2 separate regions of the Homo sapiens genome follow, and region 2 is linked to region 1. The links are chromatin loops, found by intact Hi-C in ENCODE. Cell type or tissue: prostate gland. All regions are shown on one strand.

Region 1 (4,000 bases):
GTCCTAAGAGAAGAGATGTCTGTGAGCATGGACTTGGGAAGAAGCCTTGAGTTTGAGTCCTAGCAAGTCCTTTACTGGCTATGAGATCCTGGGCAAGTTACTTCACATCTCTGAATCTCCATGTCCTCATCTATAAGATGGGGTTAGTAACAGCTCCTACCTCATAGGGCTCTTGTAAGGATTAAATGATTTATTAGCAGGAAGCCCAGCACATGCTAAGTGCTCAATAAATAAAAGATACTTTATAATTAGTACCTTAGTAACAAGAATAGTACCCACAGCAGAGTTGTTAGAGTATTAAGGTACTTGTTCTTTAACGTCTGGGATTTTTCAAAGTGAATAGTGAATGCTTCTATTAATATATGTCTGGCTGGGCACGGTGGCTCATGCCTGTAAGCTCACCATTTTGGGAGGCCGAGGCAGGTGGATCACCTGAGGTCAGGAGTTTGAGACCAGCCTGGCCAACGTGGTGAAACCCCATCTCTACTAAAAATACAAAAAATATTAGCCAGGCATGGTGGCGTGCACCTGTAGTCCCAGCTACTCGGGAGGCTGAGGCACAAGAATCATTTGAACCCAGGAGGCGGAGGTTGCAGTGAACCGAGATCGCACTACTACACTCCAGCCTAGGCGACAGAGTGAGACTGTGTCTCAAAAAAAAAAAAATATATATATATATATATATATATATATATGTCTACTACACAGTGATAGATATTATATCAAAAGGAAACTCCAGACAAACAAGCATTTATTTGTAACTGTAACTGGAAGGAACATCAGCCTTACCAATAGCTACTGCCCCATCCTGGCATTAGAGTTGAAGGGATGAATCATAGTGAACATTACCCATCTCACAGCAGGAGGACTATGATTATACAGAGGTCCCTGGTGCACCCTCTGCAAAGTAAACATGATCCTAGTGTGGGCAGAAACAGCAGGTGCCTCAGTGTGTGGGAGTGTCAAACACAGAAGCCCAGGCTGGTAGAGCCCTCCAGCCATCCCCAAACACATCCCTCTAAGGGGGACCTGCACCAGGATGTGGGTGGGACTGAAATGACTCAACCTCCAGAGAGCCTGATGGTGGCAGTGGTTTTTGTAAGTTGATGACAGCTATTAATCAAGCAAAGAGCTTCAGGAAAAGTTTGAGTTAGTAAATACACTGAAGAAGAGAAACAGGCAGCATTAAAAATAAAACAAAAAATTGTGAAAATAGGCAGAGAAGATCTAGAGTTCACAGAATGACTGCTGGCTGAGTCAGAATCACAGCGCTGAATTAAACGGGCAAGACAAGAAGGAAACACCATGAGATCAGTTATAGGAGATCACTCTCAACACCCATGCCTCCCATTTACACTTGAATTTAAGGAGAGCAAAGCTTTGAGCCTTCTCTCCTGAAGCACATAACATTGGAGAACACAGAAAACTCAAAGAAACTGGAAAAAAGCCACAAAATCTAAAATTTGCGTGATACAACTTACGCAGAAAAGGAATATAGACAGAAGACAAGTGAAAACTGAGGCTAAGTGACAGAGAAAGATGGGTTTGGGATGCATTTGTGTTGGGAAATTTTCTAACATGAGTTATTAAGGGCTAGAAGTGAGGAATACATGGAATTGAATTTCCACCTTCGCGAGGATACCTCTAGTGTGGTCACAGAAATAGTTACTTATTTTTGACAAAAGAATATGGTAGACAAGATATTCTGAAAATCCTTCCTGTTACCAAACATCTAAAACTGTTGGATAAAATATTTTTGAAAAATCTTTTAAAATGTTTGACTGAGCTGGTAACAAAGCAAGGAAAGCCTGTACAGACCAAAAGCAAAATGAGAATAGAAGTTCTGAGAGGTCTGCAAACCCTGAGCTGGTGTCTAGACCTAGCATGTCAGCTTCAACGTCCACACAGGGTTCAGGACACAAAGCCTAGGGCCATGGCAAGGTGGGGGTGCTTAACAAGAAATCACCACATAAAGCTGAGAGCCCTGAAGTTACGCCACCAGAGAAAAAGTGAACTAGAGAACAAAATACGCCTTGTAAAAGGTTATAGTAAAACAAAACAAACAAAAACTTGTCTTGGCCTTGGCTCTGGGTAGAGAGAGAGAGAAAAAAAAGAAATATCTGCCCCAAGATTTAACCTGATAAAAGAAAATAAAAGGAAAAAAAAAAAAGAAAAAAACAATTGATCATGAGCCAGAACTCACATGTGTTTGTGCTCAAATTGAAACTATTTTTGTGGTCTAAAAACCTCTAAGCCAGCTATTTATTTTAATATGGTTCCAGACTGACATGCCCTCATATGTCTAGTGAAAGCAAGCGTAAACCTTAGAGGGATGTACTTTCAACCAAACACCAAAAGAAACCGTCCACACAGAGTTCCATTGAACATGAGCTCAAAATGCACAGGGAAAAAACAAATCTACCTTTACCGAGTGGGAGTAAGCAAAGTGAGCCAGCAAACAAGGCCCATGGTGGCTTCAGATATTGGCGTTAACACAATCAGGATATAAGGCAAATATGCTTAATATGTTAAAGAAATAAAATGGGAAGTTGAAAGTTTGAGTTAGGAACAAGAGACTACAAAAAATGAACAGGTAAATGAGAAAAATAAACAAAAAGCACAATGAGAAAATGTTAAATTACAGAAAAAGAAAAAATATAGTAATAGGTATTTATACCTCAGCAAATAGGTAAAACAAGACTAGAGTCCAGTGGAAAGATAATTAGAAAATAGAAATCAGAGTTGAAGATATTACTTACAATTTAGCATAGAGAGAGAGATAGAGAAAAAAATAAGAGATATGGAAGTCAAAGTGAGATGGTCCAACATGCATGTAATTGGAATTTCAGAAAGAGCTAACAGAGAGAACGAAGGAAAGGCAATGCACAATGAGACAACGAGTTAATGGGTGGGAATTTCTCAGAACTGATAAAGCACAAATCCTCAAATTTATTAATCACAATGTTCTGTAAACAAGAAGGCAATGAAACAAGACCTTCAAAGTTCCAAGAAAATAATTACCAACTTAGGGACGTGCAGGCAATGGTGAAGGAGTTAAGACATCAGTCTCTTAACTGGCCAGATCGACCAAAATAATAAATGTCATACCCAGATTGCCCTTATATCCAAAGCTCATTTTCTAAAAGTGCTTGAAATAGACAATATTCTTACCACTTAGGCTGATGTACAGAAATTTTATCTGAAGGTAGAGGAAGGAGCTACATACAATTTCAAGGTTTTCTATTCCTTTAGTGACACATCTATTTAATTCACCAAGGTAGTCCAGCTATCCTTGAAACAGTATTCCAATGCTAGACTCTGATCTCAAATCACACGTGATCATCTTAAAAGTATACAGTTCATCTCCACTCTATATTTTGTTTCTGAAAGTTTCATTCCATAATAAGCCAGTTATGCAAAATCATTCAACTTCAAAGTTGTTCTAGGTTGGTTTTATAAAAATTGTAAAGGCTATTAATGTTTTGTAGACAATGTTCTCTTTCTCCATAGTCAACTATTTCCATTTGCTTTTTAAGTAACTTTATCTTCCTAACTCAGCTCATGCGTGCTGCTCTAATAGCCTCTGCATTGCACTACTGAGTGTGCAGCCATTGGCCCACAGACAAAGATATCTATTCCAAACACTCTTTTGGAAAAAAGGGAAAATAATTATTTCTACTCTTTCATGATATTCACTCTTTGAAGAGATCATGAGAAAGAAGCTGTTTAAGCTTCAAGAAAGCAGTTAAATGTACTTTTAGTCAATAAATTATGCCAATCATAAGATAAACAGAGGCAGAAATTATGAGTCATGGAGTTATTACTGATAACATTTACTGCCTTATTAACATTTTAGAATTTTCTGTTATCTAAGGTTCTCCATAAATTTCATTTCACATATAAATGCATAAACCTAAAAAGGAATACAAATTTGAAGGATGCTATGAAGAAGAAAAAGAAATGAAAAATAACCTAATTATACTGGTCATTCTGGATGACT
Region 2 (4,000 bases), 110 kb after region 1:
CGTGGTTTTCTTGATCTGGTCCCTACCCACCTCCCCTTGATTGAGTAGGTCTAGGATGGGGCACAATGATTTGTGTTTCTTTTTTTCTTTTTCTTTCCTTTTTTTGAGACAGAGTCTCACGCTGTCGCCCAGGCTGGAGTGCGGTGGCAGGATCTTGGCTCACTGTGAACTCCGCCTCCCGGGTTCACGCCATTCTCCTGCCTCAGCCTCCCGCGTAGCTGGGACTACAGGCGCCTGCCACCATGCCCCGCTAATTTTTTGTATTTTTAGTAGAGATGGGGTTTCACCGTGTTAGCCAGGATGGTCTCGATCTCCTGACCTCATGATCCGCCCGCCTCGGCCTCCCAAAGTGCTGGGATTACAGACGTGAACCACCGCGCCCTGCCAATAATTCATATTTCTAATGAGCTGTCTGATGATGCTGATGCCGCCGATCCGCTTTGTGAGTAGCATTGGTACAGTCCTTTTCCTTCAGAACATTTGTCTCCGTTTGTAATGATAGATCCCTTCCATTCCTTAATTAAGTGGTTCTCAAACATTAGTGTGCACCAGAATCCCCTGGAGGGCTCATTAAAACATAGGTCACTGGCTTCCACCTCCAGAATTTCTGATTCAGTAGGTTTAGAATAGGACTGAAGAATCTGCATTTCCAACAAGTTCCCAGGCGATGCTGATGCCACCTGTCTGTGGAGCACACTTTGATAACCACTGCCTTAGTGCAGGGTTTCTCAGCCTTGGCACTATTGGCATTTTGGGCCAGATCATTCTTTATTGTACAGGGGTTGTTCCGTGTATTGTAGGCTGTTCAGCAGCATCCTTGGCCTCTACCTATTAGATGTCAGTAGCAGCCCCTGCAGTTGTGACAAAAATGTCTCCAGATACTCCCAAATGTCCCCTGGAGGGCAAAATTGCCCCCTGGTTGAAAACCGCTGTCTTGGAGTGATTATCTGATTTCTAACCATCTCCTTGTTCAGTCTCTAAGTTTCACAAGAGCAGGACCTTGTTTTTGTATTCCCAGTACTTGGTATAGACACTCAACAGATATTTGTTCAACAAATGAATGAATCTAAGCCCAGCAGAGTTTGCGGCCCTTTCATTGTTTCTGCTGTAATCCCTTGCTTCTATCCTTTCTCTCATCACCAAAAAGCAAGAAAGAAATCTCCCTGCTGCCACTCTATTCTGGAACGAAAGGATAAACTTCCGGGCTTCTTTGGCCAGGAACATAGGGGCCGAACACATTCCCCAGTCTCAGGCCTTTGTTTAAGAGGGCTGGTCTGTCTAGAAGAATTATATCAATTGTCCCAGAGAGGGAAGAGAAAGCAGTTTTCTTTTTCTAGGATAAGATCAGGGGTGCGATGATGGATTCCCCACCCTGGACACACTCACCCCCCAACACTAGGAGAAGAGATGGATCCAGCCCCTGCCTCTGCAAGAGCTCCTGGGAGGTGGCAGGACTTCAGTGGGAGAGGTCTGTGTGGATGGATGTCTATGGAGGATAAAGTAGCAGTGAGGGTTCTGGCGACCAAACCTGGGGTCATTGAGCAGCTCCATGGCCCAGAGCAGCAGAACATATAGGTAGTGACTATGCTTCCAGTCTTCTTTCTGTTCTTTTGTAATATACACTGTGCTTCTGAAAGTGACATTCTGTCAATCATACTTTAAGCAAAAGAACAACGCAATAATGAGGATCTCATGAACTGTGGCAGGCTGGGAGAAAGAAGAGATTTTGTGTCAAGGTGCTGCTGCTCCCCAGTGTCAGCATGACATTGAGAGCTGCCTGTTATAGCCACAGCTTCGAGCAGCCCAGTCACAAAGACAGCGAGGCTGAGGATCTGGCAACCCTGGTAGACAGCAAGCAGGAGTCAGGAAGCTTGCAGAATTGGCATCACAGTCTGTTCTTGCCTGTGCATATCCTGCCTTCCCTCCTACTGCCACATATCTCTAAATTTGGGGTTGCTTCATGAGCTTGTGCAGTTCTAGCTAAGGCAGTTAGGAAATACATTGTTCCACCCCGGATTGTCTTGAACCACAAAGGCCTTACTCTATGGCCAGCCAGGTCTTCAAGTCAGGTTTTATGAATGCCGGAGGGTAGTGGAAGACTTGTTCATTCACCTGTGGGGAGATTAACAATCATTGCCCTTTCAGGGCTGTGAGAAGGAAATTCTTACAAGGGGCATAGTGAGGGCAGAACTTTCTGGCTCACTGAGAATCAGAGTGTAATTTTATGATGCTTTTCTGGACTAACGGACTCTTTGGTGATATGTAATAGAAGTTATTTGAGCTAGCTTGAGAGACAATAGGGAATTTATTGTACATATATTGGCAGCATTCACAGACCAGGAGCTGGATGTAGGAGGGTTTCAGAAAGGGAGGGACCCTAGAACAGAAAGCAATCTCTCATCTCTTATTCTCTTGCCCATTCTCCTGTCTCTCTCCTAGTCTGTCTGTCTGTCTCTCTGTCTCTCTCTCTTTCTCCCTTTCTGCAGAAAGGCTTTCTTTGCTTTCCCTACCCACATGGTAAACTATGTCCCTGCAAAGTTTCCAAGTTCACATGTGAAAGCTCCAGGCTTCTGCAGACACTAATCAACGTGCTCTCTGTTCCCATACAAAAACTCAGGGAAAGAGAATCTGATAGGGCCATGCACGGTGTCTCACGCCTGTAATCCCAGCACTTTGAGAGGCCAAGACAGGTGGATCACTTGAGGTCAGGAGTTTGAGACCAGCCTGGCCAACATGGCTGACTGTTTTAGTAGAAACCCTGTCTCTACTAAAAATACAAAAATTAGCCAGGCATGGTGGTGCGCCCGTAATCTCAGCTACTTGGGAGGCTGAGACAAGAGAATAGCTTGAACTTGGGAGGTGGAGGTTGCTGTGAGCCAAGATTGCACCACTGCACTCCAGCCTGAGTGACAGTGTGAGACTGTCTCAAAAAAAAAAAAAAGAGAGAGAGAAAGAGAGAATCTGATGGGTACAGCATGGGCCAGGTGCCCAACTTGGGTCCAGACGGCTATGGGTGGTACAAGCAAGTCTGCAAGGACCCATCCTAAAGAGGGGGCAGCTCCTAGATACATGCTGTCTTAGACTGGGTTCTCCCAGAAGAAGACCTTGAATCAGGATTTGAGTAGCAGGTTATTTGTGAGGAAAGTCACCCTCTTCATTCCCTTTGATTGCCTGCAAGGGTTCTCCATTTGCCAAATTCTTAAGCTGGAAGGCAGTGAAGCCCAGGGACACAGCAGGATGGAGAAGGGCACAAGTGAGTCTAAATGGGCACACAGAAAACATGAGTTGGGCCTTTCTCAAGAGAATCCTATTTTTTACATGCCCTAACAAAGATTTGAAAAATAAAATATTCCATTTGTTTAGTTGTAGCTAACTGTAGCATTGAGGCATGGCTAACTTCCCACTTCACAGTTATCATATTTGAGTTTTGAATAGTCTATTGACATGGCATGTATCACTGTTTCATACAACCTGGGGTCAGAAGTGTCAACAAGCCTGGTGCAGCTGTTCATGCCTGTAATCCCACCACTTTGGGAGGCCGAGGTGGGAGGATTGCTTGAGTCCAGAAGTTCAAGGCCAGCCTGGGCAACTCAGTGAAACCTATCTCTACAAAAAAGTTTTAAAATTAGCTAGGAATGGTGGTGCACATCTGTGGTCTCAGCTACTTAGGAGGCTGGAGGGGGAGGATCACTTAAGCCTGCAAGGTCGAGGATGAGATTGATCAAGTGAGCTGACTCAAGTGAGTGAGCTGAGATTGCACCACTGCACTCCAGCCTGGGCAACAGAGCGACACTGTCTCAAAAACAACAAGTGGGGGTGTGTTGCTGGGCATGGTGGCTCACACCTGTAATCCCAGAACTTTGGGAGGGCGAGGCAGGAGGATTGCTTGAGCTCAGGAGTTCGAGACCAGCCTGGACAACATGGTGAAAACCCGTCTCTACAAAAAAATACAAAAAAATTAGCCAGGTGTGGTGGTGCATACCTGTAGTTCCAGCTACTT

The links. Hi-C counts contacts between places; a loop is a spot of excess contacts. Peaks named below come from ENCODE experiments on the same cell type or tissue, not always from the same donor. Only the 100,000 strongest peaks of a DNase experiment are listed, where the experiment ranks them.
Region 2: a loop joins it to region 1, with 5 times the contacts of the local background. A loop is called at or near these places in 1 of 110 quality-filtered maps.

What each region holds. Positions count from the first base shown.
Region 1 is chr20:5,841,466-5,845,465 of GRCh38, reverse strand. All of the region lies in intron 2 of SHLD1 (shieldin complex subunit 1), which reads right to left. Among named protein-coding and RNA genes, the nearest start is that of CHGB, 68 kb to the left of the region's middle. RefSeq lists an enhancer at 1,080-1,149. In prostate gland, no CTCF peak of the experiment used is centred here; a DNase peak (open chromatin) is centred at 1,965; H3K27ac peaks cover 877 bases.
Region 2 is chr20:5,729,844-5,733,843 of GRCh38, reverse strand. No RefSeq gene overlaps it. Among named protein-coding and RNA genes, the nearest start is that of SHLD1, 19 kb to the left of the region's middle. In prostate gland, no CTCF peak of the experiment used is centred here; a DNase peak (open chromatin) is centred at 1,913; H3K27ac peaks cover 1,118 bases.